Linked DNA regions of Homo sapiens: all the other regions are linked to region 4. A link is a contact called in ENCODE Hi-C or POLR2A ChIA-PET data. All regions are on one chromosome and are shown on one strand. The core of a region is the stretch at or near the end of the contact, and the rest is flanking DNA. Distances in the headings are between cores, read along the strand shown.

Region 1 (3,314 bases), core at 768-3,267, 840 kb before region 4:
CAAGCGCTGAAAAGAAAATCCATTAGATTTTCAGCAGGATTGAGTTACATTTGTAGGTTAATTTGCAGAGAATTTGTATGATATTAGCTATTCTTACTACAGGAATACAATTTGTCAATATGCAAGTCTTTTTATATGGCCCTCAGTAAAATTTAATCATTTTTATTAAGATCTTGCATAATTTTTGTCCAGCTTATTTCTAGATATTTTATGTCTTTTTACTACTATGAATAGGATCATCTTGCCTTTATGTTTTTTTTTAAACTGTTCACTGTTGATAAGTAGGAAAGCTGCTGATTTACCTATTGTTTTATTGCCAGCCTTCTTAATGATATATCTTATTAGAAGCCACAAATCAAAATGATAGTGATGCAGTCTGAGAAAGAACCAATCGGCTCAGATACCAGGTGTGAACAGTTTGTACAAACTTTCTATGACATAGCAGCTGAATACTAACCGGGATGTCAGTTCTAATACTTTTTCAGGTAAATCTCCTTTTTCCAATATCTTTCATAGGTAAGCAACCATAACATCTATAATTCCTGGTCATTTTTCTTTCTCCTTCACAATATTTTGTTTTCAGGTTTAATTGCATATATTGAAATTGGAGCACAATCTTAAATAGAAGTGGTGATGATTGACTTCCTTATATTGCTCCTGACTGTACTGGAAAAGTTGGTCAGGGAGAGAGATTACTGTAAATAATGGTAAGGGAAACTCTTATATTCTATTTTATTAATAGTTTTTTTAAAAATTAGAAACTGATAGTGAATTTTATCCCATGCTTTACTTTCTATCAGGATGGTTATATGAATTGTTTATTTTGTCCAATTGATGTTGTAACATATATCAATCCATTTTCCAAGTTGGAGCGCCATTGCATTCCTGGAATAAACCCTACTTGGTTATGATGCATAACCTTTGTGTTATACATCTGAATTTAGTATACTAAGGTTTCATTTAGCATTTTTTTGTATCTATTAGGCATAAGTGTGGGATTAGTTACTATTGTGCTAATTTTGTAACAGAAATTGGTATGTTTCCATCTTTTTATGCTTGCAAAATTTAAATGATGTAGGGATTTTCTGTTTCTTGAAGGTGGTTAGAACTTCCGCAGACAAAAGTATAGGGTTTTTGTGTGGATCATATTTTAATAATTGCTTTTCATTTCTTTAATAATTTTGGTTTATTTGAGTTTTCTATTTCTTCTTGAGTAAGTCTTGTAATTTATATTTTTCTAGAAAATAATCCATTGACTGAGATTTTCGATTTAGTAAAATAGAATAACATATAGTTCCCTGATAATTTTTAAAGTAATCATATCTGTTGCTATATATACTTTCTCATCATTAATGCTATCCTTTTCTGTCTCTCTCTCTCTTTTATCTTTGGACTGGCCAGAGCGTTGTTTATCTTACTGGTCTTTTCAAAGAGCCTACACCTTTCCGTATGTGCTATGGAGACATGCACATACTACATACATCATGTGGCACAAGGAATTAGATCCTGCTAGCAACCAGTTGAGTGAGCTTGGAGACAGATACCCATCAGAAAAGCCTTCAGATAGGACGGCATGCCCAGCCAACACTTTGATTTGTGAGAGACGTTGAACCAAGGGCACCCTGCTAAGTTGCACCTGAATTCTTGCCCCACAGAGACTGTGACATAATTTGTGTTTTCTGTTTCAAAAAACTAATTTTGGGGGTAATTGTTATACAGCAATAGTCAACTAATATAGTAGATGATTGGGTCTCTTAGACATTTGTCAACGCTTTCTATTTGGTTTGTGCGGTCAGGTATTAAGGTCCCTGAGCTCTGTTGTTACAGAGAAATCAATCAACTAACACCAACTAAATAAATAAAATGTGCAAAGCGGGCCTTTCCTCTCAGAAGTCCCCTCTCTGTCACTAGAGAGAGAGCTGTTTTCCTTTCTCTTTCTCTCTCTCTTGCCTATTAAAACTTTGCTCCTAAACTAAAAAAAAAAAATTGTGTAAAGCAGAAGTCAGAGACTCTTAGATTGTGCAACTCTTGATTTGCATAACATCAACCTTTTGTAAGTTGTTCTATAAGGGAGAGAATATAGTTTTAGAGATGTGAAAATATTAGTGTGATATATGGAAATGTAAACTATCTCAGGCAGAGACGAATATTGGGAATAGAGAGGGAAAGGCAGAAGGCACTCACATGAGAGGGAAGGCCCTTCTGTTCAATCCCATGTGGTTTCTGGTACCATGTGTATTCTCATTGCATTATCTTGTGTTATTTTAGTTTATTAGTTTTATTCTCCCCTTTGCTTTATTTTATTCAGGACTAAAAATTGGCAAAGTAAGAGCAAGAAGAGAGGATCAGTTTCTAATTTAAGAAGAGGAATTTATAATAGAAAATAAAAATGTTAAAAAACCAAAGGCATCCACAGTCTAAATTTCATGAACTTCATTTGGGAAATATTTTTTAAATTATGGTAATTTATGGATAAAAAGCATGAAAGATGGGCTGGGGATGGTGCCTCATGCCTGTAATCCCAATACTTTGGGAGGCTAAGGCTGACGGATCATCTGAGGTCAGGAGTTCGAGACCAGCCTGGCCAACATGGTGAAACCCCGTCTCTACTAAAAATACAAAAATTAGCTGGGCATGGTGGCAGGCGCCTGTAATCCCAGCTACTCGGGAGACTGAGGCAGGAGAATCACTTGAACCTGGGAGGCAGAGGTTGCAGTGAGCTGAGATCGCACCATTGCACGCCAGCCTGTGCGACAAGAGCGAAACTCCACCTAAAAAAGAAAAAAAAATAAAAAAGCATGAAAAATGTTTTGCATCTTTGGAACTTACAGGGTTCACAAAGCAGGGTTCAGGAGAAAAAGTTACTCATAGAAATAGAGGACTGACTTACAAGGAAGATGATGAGTCATAGTTTAAAATGCTTGTCACTTAGCCTAATGACCGTCTAAGCAAAGTCTTGAAGTCAGAAAAAGGAAAGAGAAAGTACTGTGAACTCTTGCAGTATGAGGCTACTAGTGGGTCATGTCGGAATTTACATGATAAAAAAATGCATGTTGAGACTGCTGGAATAGACACAAAAAGCAAGAAAAAAAGTGGGAATATTAAAAAGAAATACAGGAGATGACACAGCACAGAAAGTCTTCAGAAAGTCTTATATGAATGAAAAGAGATTGACTGTAGAGAAAACATGCCCCTAAGAATATATATTTTCGAGAGTTAAAAGCAACTCCAGTATTGAAGGCTGTGAAAGATATACTTGACCTTGAGGCCAATGTCCTGAAAAAATGCAAATAGGAGCTGTTAGTCTTCTAATT
Region 2 (3,641 bases), core at 749-3,248, 580 kb before region 4:
GAGCACTAGAAAGCTCAACTAGCTCAGCAGCTCTTTATGACCTCTGGCACAGACAGCAAATTCCTTCCAGCTCAGCTCGTGGAGCTGGGCTCTGTACTGCCTTAAAACCAGCCCCGGCTCCTCAATTACCTTCTGCCCTTATTCATGCCCTGCCAATTCCTTTTTGCTGGAATCTGAATGAAGCCACTGCATATGCCAAGGCTGAGAATCGCTTGAGAGGACTTATGGGCCTTTTCCTTGAAGGAAAAGATGGCACTTGGAACTTGGCCGGTGGAAGCATCATTCAGATATGATTCATTACAGGTAAGAGAAAGAAGACAGGAATCTGCAGAAGAAATCTTCCCATAAGTCTGATATTTCTGGAAAAGGGGACAGAGTTGTCTGCTCTTTGTGACTTAGACTGGGCCAGTGCCGAAATCACAAGTCCACAGAGTATGCCTGAAGGAAGATGGTTCTCAATGCACCCACTGGGAAAATGCACTCATCCTCAAATGACTGAGGCCGTTGTTTCCTTGCCTTTTAAGATCTCATCCCAGGAGGGATTCTTCTCACTTTCTTTCAGTCCTGAACTCAGAGGATTGTGCTGCTTAGGGAAGCCACCTCATTAGGACAACTCATTTTCCCTTCTCTCTAGTAGAGGTTACTGCCACAAGCTGAACACAGTGAAAAATAAACTGTGAACTTGAAGAGGGAGGAGGGAAGGTGGAGGTGTTTATCTCAAGCTTAAGAGAAGTTCTGCAAAAGGCGTTTTTTAGTTTGCCCAGTTTCATTTCTTTAATCCCTGGTTTCTCTGTGGTTTTGCTGTATGCTTGCCCAGACACGTCACATGCACCAGCCTTATAACTAGAAAAGTCTCTGGCCTCACAAGAAGAGGGAGATCTCCCTGAAAATAATCTCCGAAGGGTTGGTCTGGAGCAGGAAATGAGAGTGAAAGGCACATCTGTAGGAGGGGTTCCGCTTGCTCACACTCGGAATGTGCTCGCCCTCTCCTCCTCTCTTTGATGACAGGAAGTGCACATACTCCAAGCTCCATTTCCTCAATGTCCCAGGTGAAATTATCCCCGGAGAGAGGGATAACCCTAACTATTAAAAAGATGTATGCTTGATTCAATGTTCCAAATAATATTCAGCACAAACGAATCTCTGGACACCTAAGCTGTAATAGACCATGAGATTTGGAAGAGGATGAGGAAGAGTACTATCCAAGGAACCGGCTATCATCACAAATTCTGCAGACTCAGACACCTCTCGACAGCATGTCTCCAACAACCCCGCCCCCCATTCAGAGCCACTCTTCCGGAAATCAACTCACAGTTCACCTCCTGTCTAAATTCTGGTGTAGAAATGGAAACCTCTTGTAAGATGTCATAGATATTTTGGCTGAATCATCAGCAGAAGTTCTTGTCCATCCCTTAGACTTAGGATGGCCTGGTTAGTATGGTTTGATGGGACAAAGCTTGAATACCATGACCAGAAGCATTTCTGTGTTCTCCTGTCTAAGGTGAGTAGGATCCCTAGTATGTTACCCCCTCAGTTTTACTCAAGTGATTTGAAATCCAAGTGGATGATGTGGGTGGCTTTATGGATGTAAAGCAGCTACAATTGAGAGACTCTCGAGAAAGGTGGGTGGTAGTTGTGGAAATTCAGTCCAACAGGTGATCTAGGGATAAGGGACTCAAAACTATGATATTGTCCCTGTCCTTGAGATATTAACTATTCAGTAGGTGGGGCAGACAAATAAACAAACAATTACAGTAGAGTGTGACGCACACATTGGTCCGAGCAAAGTAGATAAGCACTAAAATGAAGAGGAGGTTAATTCTTTCCTGAGATGACAGGGTCAGGGAAGACAGACCAGAGGAGGTGACTCTATGAAGCAGGAATAATTGTTACTCTCATTTGAAAGAGGTAAGTGCCAGAGCGGGTGGCTCACACCTGTAATCCCAGAACTTTGGGAGGCTGAGGCAGGAAGATCACTTGAGGCCAGGATTTCCAGACCAAACTGGGTAATATAGTGAGACCATATCACTACAAAAAATTTTATAAGTTTATCCAGGCATGGAAGCATGCACCTGTAGTCTTAGCTACTCAGGAGCTGAGGCAAGAGGATCTCTTGAGTCTGGGAAATCGAGTCTGCAGTGAGCTATAATCATGCAATTGCATTCCAGCCTGGGTGACAGAATGAGACCCTATCTCAAAAAAACAAAACAAACAACAACAGAAAAAAAACTGAGACAGAAACTGTGGCTCAGCAAGATTGAATAATTTCCCTAAGTAATGCAACTATTAATTGCATTGTGGCTTCCCCAGGTGTGGGACTGAGTGGTGGTAGGAGAGAAAATTAAGTCAGGTTTCTGAGGGGTGCAGGCTGGGGCTAGTCAAAAAAGGATCAAGTCAGCCTTTACATCCCGATGACAGCAGGAAGAAGCTTAAAATCCCAAAAAGGGCAGCTTGCATGCAAGCAGTGGGGATTGTTGCCTTTATGGCATGAATACATACAACAAATTTTGTTTAAAATTTCTTTACCAAGGTCTATAGGGGCTTTATTCTACTGTCAGTGGTAAATTTTTTAATATGATACAGTCAACATCCTGGAAATGTTAACTCGCATCATCATTATCATGATTGTAAGGGTATTGGATTATGTTCTAAGAAAGAAAACACTGATCATGCGAAGGGTCAGAGAGTAAAGGAAGGTACATACTACACTATGGACTCATGAGGAGAAAGCCATAAGTGGGAAAAGGTCCCAGTACCAGCTTAAACATTTTGCCTCTTTTAAGAGGTACAAATGGTCTAGAAGGGTAAGGAGTATCTTCCCAAAGTTCTTACTCCCATCTTAATGTCCACAAATGAGATATTTATCAAGCACCCAGGGCAGCCCTCAAGCAGCATGAACAAGAAAGTGACCTCTGGAGTCAGATGTCTCAGTTCAAATCCTGGCTCTGTCACTTAGCAACTGTGTAACTTGGGGAAACTTCCTAAGCAATCTGCACCTTCATTTTACAAAATGAAAATAAAAATAACAGTAGCTTACCTGATAAGGTAAGTATGAGTTAAAATGAATAACTTAATATGTTAAATTAAATATATGAGGCAACTATGCAGCCATTATTTTCATGGCTGAGTGAAAAAGCATGCAAGTGCTAAGAAATCATTATAATTAGGGTTATTCATATGTGTTAGACAACAAAACAAAACATAATCCCTACTCATAATCTAATAGGAGCAAAAGGCAGTTATGGAGATAAGTGCAATGGAGGCATAGATGAAGGTGAGATGGGAAATGCATTTGGGAAGAACTAATAGTCAAAGAGTTTTTAAGAAACTAGAAAAAATAGTACAGGAGGGGGGCATCCTAGTAAAAGCAAACTGCTCAAAAGCAAGGAGGCATGATACCACCTGGTGCATTTGGTGGCTGCTAGTAATTAAAGATGGCAGGGGAACAGAATGGGAGGGAGGTGAACTGGAAGCATAGATGGGAGCTACATCACATGGTGCCTTAAATGCCAAGTCAGAGTCCAGATCACATGCCGAACACACGAAGGACTCAAAACTGGACTTTGAGAAGGAAGTGACACGATAAGACCTATATTCTTACAAGATCACTGAAAGAATTGTGGAATATGAGTTGGAAGGGG
Region 3 (3,658 bases), core at 714-3,213, 670 kb before region 4:
ATGCTGGCTTAACTTTATCAGGAGTCAGAATAGGCTTCTGTGTGTATTCTTGACTAGAAGTAAAACAAATATTTTCTTTCTAAAGTTATTGAGTCCCATTGATCTATGTGAAATTTCACCATTAGATAGTCATTCCTTTTGCTTGAAGGCTTTGGGACTGCAGAAATTCCTGATTAAAAATTAAACCTTTCTATGGTTCACGAGCAAAATAATTAATCGCCTAAATGACAATTAGGTCATTCTATAATTGAATAAAATTCCAATGATACACAAACAGTAAGTTCAATTGGGAACCATGGGTAAGATTCACAGTGTACAGCATGATCTGGAGAGACAAGCTTGGTTGGGGGTCTAAGTAAAGCATGAAATACAGTCGGGAGGGTCACAGAAAAGCATCGAAGACAACTCTTAGCCACTTGTAAAATTTTGCAAGAAGTTGCAATACTCCAGAATAATCACAATCTTTTCATACAGTGCTTCCCAGTTTATAACATGTTATTCTATTTAACACTCCCAGCATCCCTTGGGGTAGATATTTCTGGAGGAGGAAACTAAGGAGAGAAGGGATGTGACTCGACCGAGGTCACCCACTGTGAAATGGCAGGTCATACAACTCCTGAGCCCTTCTGAATCAACCACACTTTCTTCCCAGGCAGATGGGCTCATTCTCAGTGCCCAGATCTGAGCTCAACCATTCTCTCTCTGGAAAAAGACATCTCATGCCACTTTTGACACATGTCAGGGAACACAGAGATACATCAAAGAATACATTCTGGCTTTAATGCCTACCAGTGAAATAAAAGACTGGAGATGTGGCTGCGTGTGGTACAGGCACACACACCACAATGCACACACAGCACACATACAGGATCACTGGGAAGAGTGTCTGTTCTAGGTTCATAATTCAACCAAAATGTATCAGTGATTAAAGCAATTGAGCTTTGCTCCCATCTCTGATTTCGCCTTGACTTTCAGTCCTCTGCTTCTTTCTCCTTTTCTCCCCGCCCACTTTTTAGTGGCCTTTGTTCTTCGTTCCTGAGCCATCTGGTTGCAAAGTATGGTAGGAGCACAGTGCAGCAGGCACATGAAAAAGCAGTACAAAAAAAAAAAATAGTAGGAGTGAAAACAAAAGACATGAAGATCCTGAATTTTTAATTTCTCTTTTCAGATTGAAATACCACTGCTCCTAGTTCTGATGCAAAATTGAAAAGAGTGCACTGGGTCTTCAAATGGCATATTGACAAGGAGAAAGAGGAAAGGATGCCCCAGGACAGCCTGGGGGTCAAGGCTGGGCTCAGGCATGCCTGGACAAGCCATGCAAGTTGTCTCCGGACTTGAACCACGTATCAGAGGAGCTATTTGAGGAGCCACATCAGCATACCTGCTTCTGTGGGCCCCCAGGCTGTGGTGCTCAGCCCTTGCACTATGAAACATTTTTTTTTTCCAGAAGCCAAAGCTTTGAGCATCTCCTCCCATGTAGAGAGTGTATATGTTTACGTCCATGTCTTTCGCCATGTGAACGCATGCAACCACCACCTCAAATATCATAAATCCTCTCTCTCCCCCTTTCTGTCTGCCTGTTTATCTACAATCTGTCTATTTAAATTCTTTTTAAACAAGAAGGGAATATCTTTATGCCTGTTTGTAGGGATATTCTACATCCATCTGTTATTTACATCATTCGTTTTCCTGAGGTGTCTCCAACAAATCCTGGCTGGATGCACTGTATGTGTTATTAATAAAACAGCTGTAAAAATATTAACTGTACGGCCTAATTGTCAGCCCTGATTGGGAGCCAAGTTTATCCCCGGACGGATGCGGAGACTCAGAATTTGGGCTTCCATCCAGATCTGACCCTTGCAGCTCACTTTACATTTGATTCTTTGACCATTTAAGCTGTTCTGGCTTCTTTTTCCTCCCAGGGATCTGTGCACATCCGGCCTCCTGGCCTCCTGGCTCCTTCAGGTGGCGCTGGTCCAGCTTCCTGAATGTTCATGGCCAGGCCTTTCTCCTCCTCCCCCTACTTTTGTTAAACTTAACAGCCATATGCTATAGAATCACCTTCCAGTAACTTAAAAGATGAGTAGAAATATTGTCAGCATTGCCTCTCTCTGCACACTGGTAGGAAATAGCATTTGGAGAGTCTGCATTGGAAAACACATCTCTATTAAAAGCATTGGGTTAGGATACCAGAAAACCCAGAGTGATTGGCTGCAAAGTGATACTTCCTTAGTATCTGGAATCAGATCAATCTTTCAGCCAAACCTTCTGGATAGGGAAGATAAATGAAGAGGTGATAATACATTTTATTTTTAATGAAGTGCTCAAAATAAACCAAATGAGGGCAGAAGTTGGCAAATGAGGCATTTTTTTACTGTGCCCTCCTTGGGATAGTTGGATTAACCCTGACTGGCTTATACCTAAGTGAGGCTGAAGTGTTTACTGTGGGGCAAGACTGGGAGGACAGACATTGCATAGAAAAAAACTTGATTCTGCCAGTATCCAGAAAGCCTTGGCGTCGTCTGCATCTAATTCTTAGGTGATTTCATAGAAGAACGTCCTTAGGTAGGGTGGTATGATGGTTTGCTTCATTACACATGAAATACATAAATTATCTGCCAACATTTCATAGGCCAAAACATTAATGACACCATTCAAGCTCTTAGTCCCAGTAACATTTAACATGGCTGTGATTAGCTGTCAAAAAGTTGGATAAGATTTGATGCTTTATGTTTGTTTGTTTTTTTTCTCTACTGCGACTTTCTTCATGATTGCAATATTCCACTCCAGTGAAGGGTTTTGGAAATTTTACAGGATTGGCCTTTGATTTTGCTTATTTTTTTAGGAAGATTCCAAGCAGGCTCTCCTGCCATAGAAGATTACCTCTCATATTCTCTTAACCTCACATTTTCCAGGCCATCACTGCAAATGTTTCCAAAAAGACTGCTTGTCCTGGGGTCACCATTCCAATTCTCATAACCATTAGTATTGACAATCTGGTAGGACACTAATTGTTTGTTTGACTTTCACATTTTTAAACAATCACTTGTAAGGGGAACCCATATTTTTGTCTCTAACAGAAGTGATGAAAATTTAAAAAGAGAAACCAAAAACTTCAAATTACCAGTCCTTAAAAGAAACTGCAGCAGGATGTCAATGAAATCATCAAATACACTGCTGGAGAGCTGACCTCAACAGAAAATTTAACACTCCACTATCTTGCTTGAAAAATACAGATGTTTTTTATACATGGTCAATTGCCTTCCAAAAATGTCTGCATTGTAAAATGTTTTTGTCTAACAATTGGACTAGATTAAAGTGACTTCATGGAGACAAACTGTTTTTAGCCTTGAAAGAGCTAGTAATTATTAGATGTTTCAATGGAAGCTACCTCTTTTTTCCACCTTTGTTTACCATATAGTTACCTGAGTTTAAATGTGTTGGTGTTTCCTGACCCATATCTTATAAATGTATGACAAATTAAATGTCTTTTCAATGAAGCAAAAGGAAAATGTTTAATAGAAATCTTAACTTTCATGAGAGCAAGAACTTGCTTTATCTACCATATGTGTCTCCCATAGTGCTTAACAGACAGCTGTTTGCCAATAGAGCTCAATATTCATTGACTAATGACCAAGTTAATCAAATTCTCTACTTG
Region 4 (3,334 bases), core at 267-2,766:
CAGATTTTTGCTTTGAGCACTCGGCTCCTTTCTTGCATTTCACTCTCAGCTCCAGGCTGCAGGATGAAGGATTGTGGTAGAAGTGCAAAGAAGAGACACACAGTTGATTCCCCTTAAGAGAGTGACCTATATGCCACAAAATTTTACCCACGTAAAGAGGCATTATCCCCGTCACTGGCCTTAGCAGGCTGCATGTCAAAGTCATTTAAATTTCCCTGGACTTAACAGATTGTGTAAACATTTCAGAACTGAGAGCTTAGGAATAATGAAACATCGTCATTTTAACTTAGGCAAAAATGGTGCAGCCATATTGGCCAAAGGAGGCATATTATTTATTGTGACCTACATGTAACGTAGACCACCTGGTTTTTAGATTCTATAAATTAAGTTCTCTCAAGTTTATGAAGGATGCTAAAAAATATATATATTATGATGGAAATGTTACTTGGCTTTATTGTTTTTGTTTCGTGAATAGAGAGGTGAGGTTGAAATGATCATTTAGGAATCGCTTCTTAGCCTTTTGGCTAAGATCAAGTGAAATGATCATTTAGGTGGAGGGACAGTGGCAGCTAATTATCCTACCAGGCTTTCTAGCTTGAAACTTAGGGGCAGACCTTCCATTCATTCTAACCTATTTGAAATTAGAGATTGGATGTGTTATGGACTATTTAATTTTTATCTGTAAAAGTAAATAATGTAGTCTTTGTTCATTTTAATTTGGTGCTTTTATGAGTTAATTTTTTTTTCAATTTGTGCTATTGTTTCAACAAGCTTGGAAAACAGTAGGAACAATTTGTGACTTTTGCATCTGTAGGAAAACTTCTTTAAAAGAATAAACAGTGCCCTACCTATATGTGTGTGTACATACATAGCTGTGAGGTACTCTTCTGGTATAACCTACTGTAAACCCCAAAGCAAATATTGTGATATAGAGACACAGAATAGACAATTTACAAGTAATCAATCAAGCACAAACCAGTGGGAAAATAAGGAACTTATGTATCTCAATTTATTCTTTAAATGCTACATATTTGATTGCTTTAGGGTTGCAAAAGTTAATTAATAGATTTGTATAAGACACACAGAAATATACATACACTAAAAGAGACTTTGCTAAGTGTAATTCAATATACTCACAAAAATATGTGTTAATTATGTTAGAAATTTAATATTTAATTTAATTCCATAAATCCTTGCATTACAAATAAGTCCTCATACAGGTCAGATAGGGCAATAAAAACTACTGTGGCCTTGAAAACTGACAGAAGCTCACTTCTGTACAAATCTTTTTAATGAACAACTTTCCATCGAGCAGCTAAGAAATATCTGTTAAAGTCAGTATTTAATACTAAAGTGTACTTATGTATGTTTCTTACTGATCCTAAATTGAGCACGTTAGTTTTATCAATGCCACTCATCGGCTGACTGTACCCCTCCTCCCCCATACAGATTTGGTGAGACTTAGTACTAAATAAGTTTGGGGAGTGCCTGGCCATAGCCGGCTCTTGTTGGGGCATGTGCGCCCTCTGCTGGCTGCTCACATAGGAACTGACTGGTGTGTGAGGTTCTTTCTTTCTTTTACTTTTCAAGGTTGGGTTTTTTTTGTTTTTTGTTTTGTTTCAATTTATTTTTATACAACTGATCAGATATTTACCATGATTATAAAGTTGTAGCTTAATACTGAGTATGGCCGTTAATTTGTTTTTATTTGGAAATAAAGGTGAGGTTTTGTTTTGGGTGTGTTTTTGGTAAATAGATAGTCCTGATAGTTCAAATAACATGCAATGTGTGTAATACTCTTGAGTTTTTTAAGTGGTTGATTGTATATCACGATTAACCATATTTTCATTGCTTTCATATTCCCCTTGCCTTGATTGTATTTGAGAAGTATTCTTGTTGGACTAAGTTGGGAATAGAACTTAAAAGGGGATAGATAAGTCATTGAAATTTTGAAATATGATTATTTGTCTGTAATGGATGTGGTAGGTAATCCCTAGTAGAAAAATTCCTGTTATGGTTGGTTGATAGTTTTCACTTGCTTTGCCAAGGAAAATGAGTATATTTACATCATAATACTTTATAAAAGCATTTTTGGTTTCCTTGCAAACCAAATTAAGCTGTGCTCACTGGCAGACATTGAGAATGGTAGTTTGAGTAAAATATTTTTTGTTTTGTTTTGCTTTTGCAGTTGCTGTTTATAGAGTATGAGATGTTAAAGGAACAAATCACTGATGGTCTCTTTACTCCCAGGACACAGGACTAAACTATACAAGGGCAGTTACAGAGGAAGAGTGTCAGCCTCTCTACCATTGCCTGGGTGGAGAGCATCCTTGGGTCCTGGTAGTGAAGGCCAGGGCTCTGTGTAATGAGTGTGTCTTTTAAAAATAGCAACAATTTTTGTTGACAAGGCTCCATCAAAGTCTTTATAATAATTTAGTTTGTATAAGTGATTTCTGTGTATCTCTGAAATTAAATGACTTGATGGAGTCAGTTTGGTATTTGTTGTACAGAGAAGGCAGTTTAGATTTTTATAGTTCTTTTGTCTTACATTGCAAATTTTTCTAATTTGTAAGCAAAAGCCATAAAAACTTCCAAACCAACCGTGGAGTGATCAAAGAACTTAGAGCTGTGGAAGGGCAGAAATGTCATCTACGTTTTTTTTTTCTTTTCTTTTCTTTCAGTTTTTCCCCTTTGCAATTTTAGGTTCCAGTTACCTTAAAATTTGTTTTGGATAAATGATATAAATTTTTACTTAATAGTCTTTACTTACTTTGATTTAACATTGTCAAATAACTAAGAATTGCATTCTAACAAATATTAAGTCCTTATTACCTCTGTTAGAATGTCATCTTGCATGAAATCTCACATACATGTCTCTCCTGTTACCACCTTGTCTTCAATGAGGTTGTATTGGGTGCTCTTTCTTGGTGCTTCTCTGGGTTCCCATTATATCCCTTACTGGTGGATAGCATTGTGTTACTCCTGGTATTTAGTCATCTAAACTCTTACCTCCTTGAGAATAATGTGCATTGTTGACTCTCTTGCATCCAGCACATGTTACACAGAAAGCACCCAACAAATATTAAATTCCCTATATTGTGTTTTTTAGGCCTCATTCACCACTATTCAGATGATAATTTTTGCAAGTTTCAGGATTAAAAATTGTGGTCTGTAAACATAGTATATGTAATGCATTTTATTTTCTTGCATACTTTTTATAGGATGAGGTCATTCTTCTGGCTACTCCTTGTCTGCTTTCTTTTTTCTCTTTTTCCTCCCTCTCATCCTTCCCTCTGCCTCTCCTCTTCCTTCCTGTGCTCCCCACCTTCCTCTC
Region 5 (3,414 bases), core at 830-3,329, 820 kb before region 4:
ATTACACTGAGTCCACCTGCATAATCCAGGTTGCTCTCTCTATTTTAAGGTCAGACGATTAGCAACCTTAATCCATCTGCCACCTTAATTCCCACTTGGCATATAACCTAACCTAGTTATAGCATCCTGGGATTAAGACACGGTCTGCCTGGCGGAGTGACTCATGCCTGTAATCCCAGCACTTTGGGAGGGGGAGGTGGGTGGATAATTGAGGTCAGGAGTTCAAGACCAGCTTAGCCAATATGGTGAGAACCTGTCTCTACTAAAAATACAAAAATTAGCCAGGTGTGGTGGCGGACACCGGTAATCCCAGCTACTCAGGAGGCTGAGGCAGGAGAATCATTTGAACCCGGGAGATGGAGGTTACAGTGAGCCGAGATCACACCATGGCACTCCAGCCTGGGTGACAGAGAGAGACTCTGTCTTTAAAAAAAAAAAAAAAAAAAAAAAAAAAAAAAAAAAAAAAGACATGCTTATCTCTAAAGAGGGGGATATTATCTTGTTTATCACAATAATAATATCTAATTTCCACTTTTTCTTAGGCTCAGTCAACTCTCTAATATTCTTCCAATACCTTATTTTTATTTTCTCTGTTTATGTGAACCTTTTAGTGTTGGTTACTTCTGCCTGGATCATTTCCCCCAAGATATGGCAGGTCCCTCTTGCTCTCCTTGTGTTTGTTAAAGTGTCACTCTTTCAATGAGATCTTCAGACCTATTCTTGCCACACTCCAGGATTCCTGAACCTCTTTAATCAATTATTTTCTAGCTCTTGTCACCTTCTACCTTACTACATAATATGTCATACTTATTTATTATATTTATTTTCAGTCTTCAGCCACTTGAACAGTATGCCTTGGACATAACACTTAATAGATAATTTGGTACTTAATAGATAATTTGATGAATGACTGAAAAGTGTTGCTGTTAAGATAAAATGCAATGAACAGCAACGATTTGTGCCCAACACTTAAGACATTGCCTGGCACATAGGAAGTGCTCATGCAATGTTCACTCTTATTTCTAATTCCTGACTATCTCTGACTTCTAGACTTCTTCATGCCCAATCCTTCAGTCCAAATTTGAGGATAGCACAAATGTTGCTAACAAGCCCCAGGAAACTTAACTTTAAGTGTTTCTTTGGCTAGAAAGTAAACTTTAATTCTTTGAAAGCCATAAAAATCTTTCTAAAAAGGCAGAATTACCATATTGGCCTTGTCTTTCTGGAACTGTTTGGAATGAATGAACAAATCATGCGTTTATGCACCAGAAGTTCGGTTTGCTTTTCCTTTAGAGCAACGGCTCTCTGCTCCTGAATGTGAGAGGCCCCATCAGCCGCCTCAAGATTCCAGGCAACTGCAGCAGCTGTCACAAAGCATCGTGTGGCATTGAGGAATGTGGTCAGAAAGCCGCTAAATGAAAAAAGGGTCTCAGGAAGGCAAGAAGAAGGGAACAGCCCTTAAGTACCATGTGAGGAATGGGGCTTTTTCAAATCAACCCCTCTAAAAGAACCACTTCCCTGAATCTGTTGAAAGTGTAAAGTTTTCACCCTGCAAATCGGAGAAGTTCAAGTTTATACTCTAGGTAAAGAAGGTTTCCTTAAAGCAGGCCAGCAGCTGCAGCTCTCAGAAGAAAAAGAGGAAGACAATACATTTTCTTGCTTTGGTTCTGCGGTGGCAGGTGCACACCAAGGGGCATGGCCTCCAGAAGGAACAGGGGCTTGGCTGGAGAACTGTCAATTAATCATCCAGGAGAATGCCCCTGACAGCAGGGAGAAAACTCCCATTCATTTCCTCGGGATTGTGCTGCGGCCACTAAATGCAATGTTTCTACAAATAAGAATTCATCTGCTCCTGGCTCCAGGGGTCATTTGTTTGCTCCTGTGTGTTGCGGAGCAAGACCTGCTCTGCATCCACACAGGCCTGTGCTGCATCCTCGAACACAGTTGGTGCGTTCCCATCTAGTTTTCCTCTTACTGTGCCCCATTTTGAATGTACACCCTCCTCACATCTCGGCCTCATGTAAATTCTACGCATCTTTTACAACCCCACCAAGTTCCACTTCCTCCTCCAGCCACATCTTTTGATTTCTTCCCCTTTACCCTATTTTGTAAGTCAAGTGATCATGTATTATACGTATAATGATAAGTAGTAAAAACCTGGCATTAAAAATGCCCCACTTTCCCATCTACTATCTGTACCACCTTGAGGAAGTAGTCACTTCACCTCTTTGAGCCTCTGCTTCCTTATCTTTAAGATGGGGATTCCATCTAATTCAGAGTGGCTATGAGGATTGGAAGAGATAACCTACGAAAATTCTCCCAGGTCACTTTGGCCATCATAATTGCAAAGTAAATAGTAGTTGAATCTGAAACTCCTGTCCTCGGGATGGTTCAGACGCTAAACTAGAGTCTGGCATTTTAAAATCATTTCTGTGAGGGCGGGCAGGGGGCCGGGGGGGTGGTTACACAAGCCCCCTGGGATGCAAGCTCTGTAGAGCAAAGCCCTTGTCAGAATGGGCTTGAGTAGAATGGGCTCCTCATTAGCACTAATTGAATACTCCACCCCATGGTTTTAATTACTTTTTTCTTCTAGATTTACATTTTGTCTCCCAACTATATTATACTCTTCTTGGGGTCAGGAGGATGGCTTTTACAGAATTTATGTCCCACACAAGGTCTCTACTCCATTAAGTGCTCAATAAATGTCCTGGCTCATGGAAAACATTGCTATGGGTAGCACACTGTGAGGTGTACTTCCTTCCCTGGACTGCTTATTGTTCACCATTCACAACATCTGGTTTATATGTATGTTTGGCAATTAATTGCTAAGTGCCCTCTACCATTTAAAACCCAAGCAGAGAGAAATTGTGCTTATAAGAAAAGAAAAAGTAGAAAGAAAAGTTATACTTTTCATGTTTATAAAAATATGAATTCTGGCATTGATTTCTTTACCACACTGGAGTAAATTGGTCCTTTAATTGTTCAAGATTTCCACATCAATAAATAACTGTATTTATAAAAACTCTTCCCTTATATAAGGTGATGTCAGGTATGCTGATGCAATCAAGAAATGCTCTCTCTGTATGAACTCTCAATGTGGTGGCCTTGGAAAATCAGTTCAATTTGGTATTCTCATATAGGGTAGAGACAACGAGGACTGCTTAGTTGGATTTTCATGGTTGACTTTAGATATTTACCTCAATTACTGGAAATAATCACTTAAAGACTTCTAATTGAGCCTTTCTCTTGCCCTCTGACCTCTTCACAAGGTATATTATATGGATTAGAATTAACATTATTTAAGGTTTTAATGATAAATCTCAGTCTTCAGTGAATGGTCCTATAAATCTGTTTTCTCAGCCGTGGCTACCCATTAGAATAACTTGGAATTAAAAAAAAAAGAAAAAAAAAAAA
Region 6 (3,350 bases), core at 630-3,129, 750 kb before region 4:
TCGCCAATTATATTTGTGTGTAGTCATTTAAAGTAGATGTATTTCAAAGAGATTCACAAACAGTCATATATATGAATCATGTTTTAAGTTTTTGTTGCTGCCTTTGGAGAACCAGCTTCAGGGGAAGCAGAGTTTCAGTACTTAGAGCAATCCATGCCATATAGTAAGTGCCCAACTAATACTGATGAATGAAATTTCGTGAAGCTGCTCTTCCGCACAGTTCAGTCGGTTCAGCCTATCAAGGATCACCAAGGAGATACTCTATGGACCCCAGAGCCATCCTGACATTTCTGGCCTTGTGGGTAAATTCAGGCCAACATTTGGATCATAATCTTTTAAATGAAGCCACTAAAATAAAAGCCAGGTGCTTCCTTCGGTGGTTCAAACCCAGAGTCAGAAACAAGATGTAAAAAGATCAAAGCACAAACTGTCACAGTGGATGATAAGTTGGGAGTAGGACCCAGGAGCTTTCTCTTTTGATTTAAATTGTTGTAATATTCCCTCCAATCTCCCACCTTATTTTTATTTTTTGCAGGTGCTACATCTGTACAAATGAATCCAATGTTTCCATGTGAGTCCAAAGTTCTCAAATTCTTCACTGGCAGCATTATACATTTTGGTGTAAAGTCTATTTTCATGGTTTAAAAAGTCAGACTATTTTCCTGGGACATTTGATGATAGAGAATAATTCAATTTGCCAAATAATATTATTTTAATTGACTTGCTTCCCAAACTGACTCTTGTCTAGCAATTACACTTATAGGTATAATTGTATTTTTGTATAAGTCTGATTGAACAACCTTTGAAATATTTATGCACATTTAAAATAAGAGGCTATGTTTCACCAATGGTTATCAATAAAAAATTCATGCATACATGAAAATTCCTGATCCTGCAGTCCTCTTCTGATTAAAAAAATGCCATTTGAGTGTCTACTATGTGTGATAAACATTACAGATGATATCTCATTTACCCTTCACTGAAGCCCTATGAGAGACATTATATTACTTCCCCCAAGTTCCCATAGGCTCAGAGAAGTTAAACTAGTTACCCAGAGTCACACAGCTAATGTGTAATAGGGAGGATATAAATAGTAGTCACTGGACCCCAAAACTCCTGCCATTGTGGCTCTGATCTCTCCCCTCGACTTCTACCTTTTTCCAAAGGAACATAGCATTCTGTTTCCTTTTTTCTTCAAGAAAAGGGATGCCTGTCCCCGATGCACCAGGCAATATTCTCTCTTTAGGGGATTTTTCAAGCTTTTCCAGTGCCCTGGATTACCACCCCACCACCCCTTTCACATTCTTAGTGACTACACATTCCTGCTAGAATACCTTTTAGGGAGAAAGGTTGGGAGAGAGCCTGGGAGGGTTATATTCACAGCTAACTAATCTTCTTCTCCGAAGCTCCTTCCTCCTTTCTCGTCAGTGAGTCATTTACTTTGAATAAATAGCTTCTTTGCTGAGCAAAGTTTCAGCAATTTTTACAGCCTTATGCTTTTTTATTTTTTTAAAATACGACTGGGCTCTTTCCCTTCTGGATGTGTTTGGGCTTATTGTGAACATAACATAAAACAATGTTAGAACCCTGCAGCTTTGTGTGGAGAGAATAGCTAGTGCTTAAAGAACAAGCCTTCCCTCCAGCTCCAAAGGTAAACCTCCCACAGGTCTTTATGTGGTTGCTTAAAGCATGTTCTCACCTATTGCCTCCTTTTATCATCCAACATCTTGTGAAATAACCAGAGTGGCCTGTTAGTACTCCCATTATTCAGATTAAGGGCACTGAAACTCAAGTTTTAGAAATTATTGGCAGAGCCAGGATTCCTACTCAGTTCTTCTCTGGCATTGGGGCTGTGCCCATTTCTGCTGCCTTGCTCCACGAAGGGCCTGCATCCGCCCTTTCCTTGACCTGGGGTCACTGCTATCTCCAGCCATTCTTTGTTCTGCCATTCTCTGCACTTTCTCAGCCACACATCTCTTTGGCCTAAAAGCAAAGTGAGAAAAATAAATTTGGAGTAGAAACAAATTGTACAAGTCTAAGGGACCATTTCTGTCAATATTTTGGTATCTTGTTTAATTATTTTTTTAATGTTTGTGCAGTTGTCTGTGTGTCTTTTTGTTGTGAGTCTGTATCAATATTTTTTTTTGCTTTGTTTAAGAGGGCAAGTTCCCGGAGAGAGAGAATTGTGTCTATTTTTCTTTTCCTGCCCTCCACAAAACACCCAAACTATGTGGTTACTTTGCAGAATTTTTTTGATGTCAAATTTCCTCTGCCTGGACATCCCCCTCCCAATTTTGTTCTAGTTCTTTTAGGGAAAAAGAAAATGAATCTTTTCGTTCTCAGAAATATTTGTTAAAGTAATTTTTCTTTGAAAACTCTCAGCTGTAGGGTCTGGTTATAAACTTGTGCAACAGCGTGGCTTGTAATCCTTTGGTTCTGCTCTCATGCTAAGAGAAATGGGGGATTGTAGCCTTCAAGCTGGACCTTAAGAGTCAACATTGGCTTAAAAACACAAGTTTACTTGTAATTTGTCTTAGCGTGGGCCTCTGTTCACTGGATATATGTGGCCTTTTAATTACGAAAGATGACAGAGCAGAAAGTATATACCCAATGGGGAGCTCCTTAAAAGCACAAATAAATTCTATATTTATAATATAAAATGCATTATATTAAGTTTGACACTTTGACCAAGTGGCACAGAGATATTTCCTTTCCTGCAGATTTCTCCAGGGGCAGTTAATCTTCTCTTGTTTCTCCTGACTTTTGGAAGAGAAAATAGGCAATGACCTTGACTATAGAACATCAATCAAAAGGAAAAAAATCCAGCTGGTGTCCAAATATTTGATCTCCTATGATGCCAAATAGCTGGGTGCTTGTGGTCTAACCCTGATGGAAAGGGCCTGGCTTGTTTATGCCAATAGTCTTACCCTAGTTATGGTTGCATTTGGAAGCTTTCTTTGTGTTTATGCCACTCTGTGAGTGAGAGTGCAGATTCCAACTTACCTTTCTCCTAATCTCATTTGAGTGGCCCCAGGAGGTGTGTGCACTCCCTGCCTGCTGCTGCTGAGGCTCCACACTCATTCAGGGTGGGCCTTGTGTGGTAAATGACACTTGTCATTGAGAACCTCTCACCCACCTAGTGCCTCTGATGAATAGCCCTGGGTACAAATGGGTGCCCTGCAAGGCTTTTCAAGCTGGGGGCAGACACAGACTGTACTTGAAAAGGAATAAGGACTCCAGGCTAGTCTGAGGCTTCAGTTGGAGCCCCTAACTTCTCAGTAAGGAATAACATTCCATGGAGGAGGTGAGAGGGACTTGTCATTCCGTGAAGACATACCTGCATCATGTCC

Evidence for each region. Hi-C counts contacts between places; a loop is a spot of excess contacts on that map. ChIA-PET counts read pairs that join two places held with the same protein, here RNA polymerase II (POLR2A). Pooled maps may share reads with other maps.
Region 1: a map with no recorded cell type shows a loop between it and region 4 (2.4-fold over the local background). The contact joins two enhancer-like sites. A Hi-C loop is called at or near these places in 5 of 37 single-sample maps with no recorded cell type and 3 of 50 pooled maps.
Region 2: a loop to region 4 is called in a map of Right ventricle myocardium inferior, with 2.4 times the contacts of the local background. The contact joins the promoter of LINC03092 here to the enhancer-like site in region 4. A Hi-C loop is called at or near these places in 3 of 168 maps with a recorded cell type or tissue (Right ventricle myocardium inferior, cardiac septum and heart left ventricle) and 6 of 50 pooled maps.
Region 3: a loop to region 4 is called in a pooled map, with 4 times the contacts of the local background. The contact joins two enhancer-like sites. A Hi-C loop is called at or near these places in 1 of 168 maps with a recorded cell type or tissue (endothelial cell of umbilical vein) and 6 of 50 pooled maps. POLR2A ChIA-PET finds 5 or more read pairs at or near these places in 1 of 52 experiments (activated B cell).
Region 5: a pooled map shows a loop between it and region 4 (2.4-fold over the local background). The contact joins two enhancer-like sites. A Hi-C loop is called at or near these places in 4 of 37 single-sample maps with no recorded cell type and 3 of 50 pooled maps. POLR2A ChIA-PET finds 5 or more read pairs at or near these places in 1 of 52 experiments (WTC11).
Region 6: a loop to region 4 is called in a pooled map, with 2.4 times the contacts of the local background. The contact joins two enhancer-like sites. A Hi-C loop is called at or near these places in 1 of 168 maps with a recorded cell type or tissue (chondrocyte) and 3 of 50 pooled maps.

What each region holds. Positions count from the first base shown.
Region 1 is chr18:56,257,039-56,260,352 of GRCh38, reverse strand. No RefSeq gene overlaps it. Among named protein-coding and RNA genes, the nearest start is that of LINC03069, 67 kb to the right of the region's middle. Within about 2 kb of position 2,017, at least 2 of the 41 ENCODE cell types and tissues checked have a DNase peak (open chromatin) inside an H3K27ac peak, as active enhancers do.
Region 2 is chr18:55,994,568-55,998,208 of GRCh38, reverse strand. It overlaps LINC03092 (long intergenic non-protein coding RNA 3092), which reads right to left and starts at 1,998. Exons shown (of 2, transcript XR_001753454.2): 1 at 1-1,998.
Region 3 is chr18:56,081,461-56,085,118 of GRCh38, reverse strand. All of the region lies in intron 3 of LINC03069 (long intergenic non-protein coding RNA 3069), which reads left to right. The region is part of intron 2 of LINC01905 (long intergenic non-protein coding RNA 1905); the gene reads right to left. LINC01539 (long intergenic non-protein coding RNA 1539) reads left to right here. Exons shown (of 9, transcript NR_040026.1): 9 at 1,169-1,763. Among named protein-coding and RNA genes, the nearest start is that of LINC01905, 41 kb to the right of the region's middle. Within about 2 kb of position 1,963, at least 7 of the 41 ENCODE cell types and tissues checked have a DNase peak (open chromatin) inside an H3K27ac peak, as active enhancers do.
Region 4 is chr18:55,413,658-55,416,991 of GRCh38, reverse strand. All of the region lies in intron 5 of TCF4 (transcription factor 4), which reads left to right. Among named protein-coding and RNA genes, the nearest start is that of TCF4-AS1, 37 kb to the left of the region's middle. Within about 2 kb of position 1,516, at least 5 of the 41 ENCODE cell types and tissues checked have a DNase peak (open chromatin) inside an H3K27ac peak, as active enhancers do.
Region 5 is chr18:56,233,881-56,237,294 of GRCh38, reverse strand. No RefSeq gene overlaps it. Among named protein-coding and RNA genes, the nearest start is that of LINC03069, 44 kb to the right of the region's middle. Within about 2 kb of position 2,079, at least 2 of the 41 ENCODE cell types and tissues checked have a DNase peak (open chromatin) inside an H3K27ac peak, as active enhancers do.
Region 6 is chr18:56,166,665-56,170,014 of GRCh38, reverse strand. All of the region lies in intron 3 of LINC03069 (long intergenic non-protein coding RNA 3069), which reads left to right. Among named protein-coding and RNA genes, the nearest start is that of LINC03069, 23 kb to the left of the region's middle. Within about 2 kb of position 1,879, at least 5 of the 41 ENCODE cell types and tissues checked have a DNase peak (open chromatin) inside an H3K27ac peak, as active enhancers do.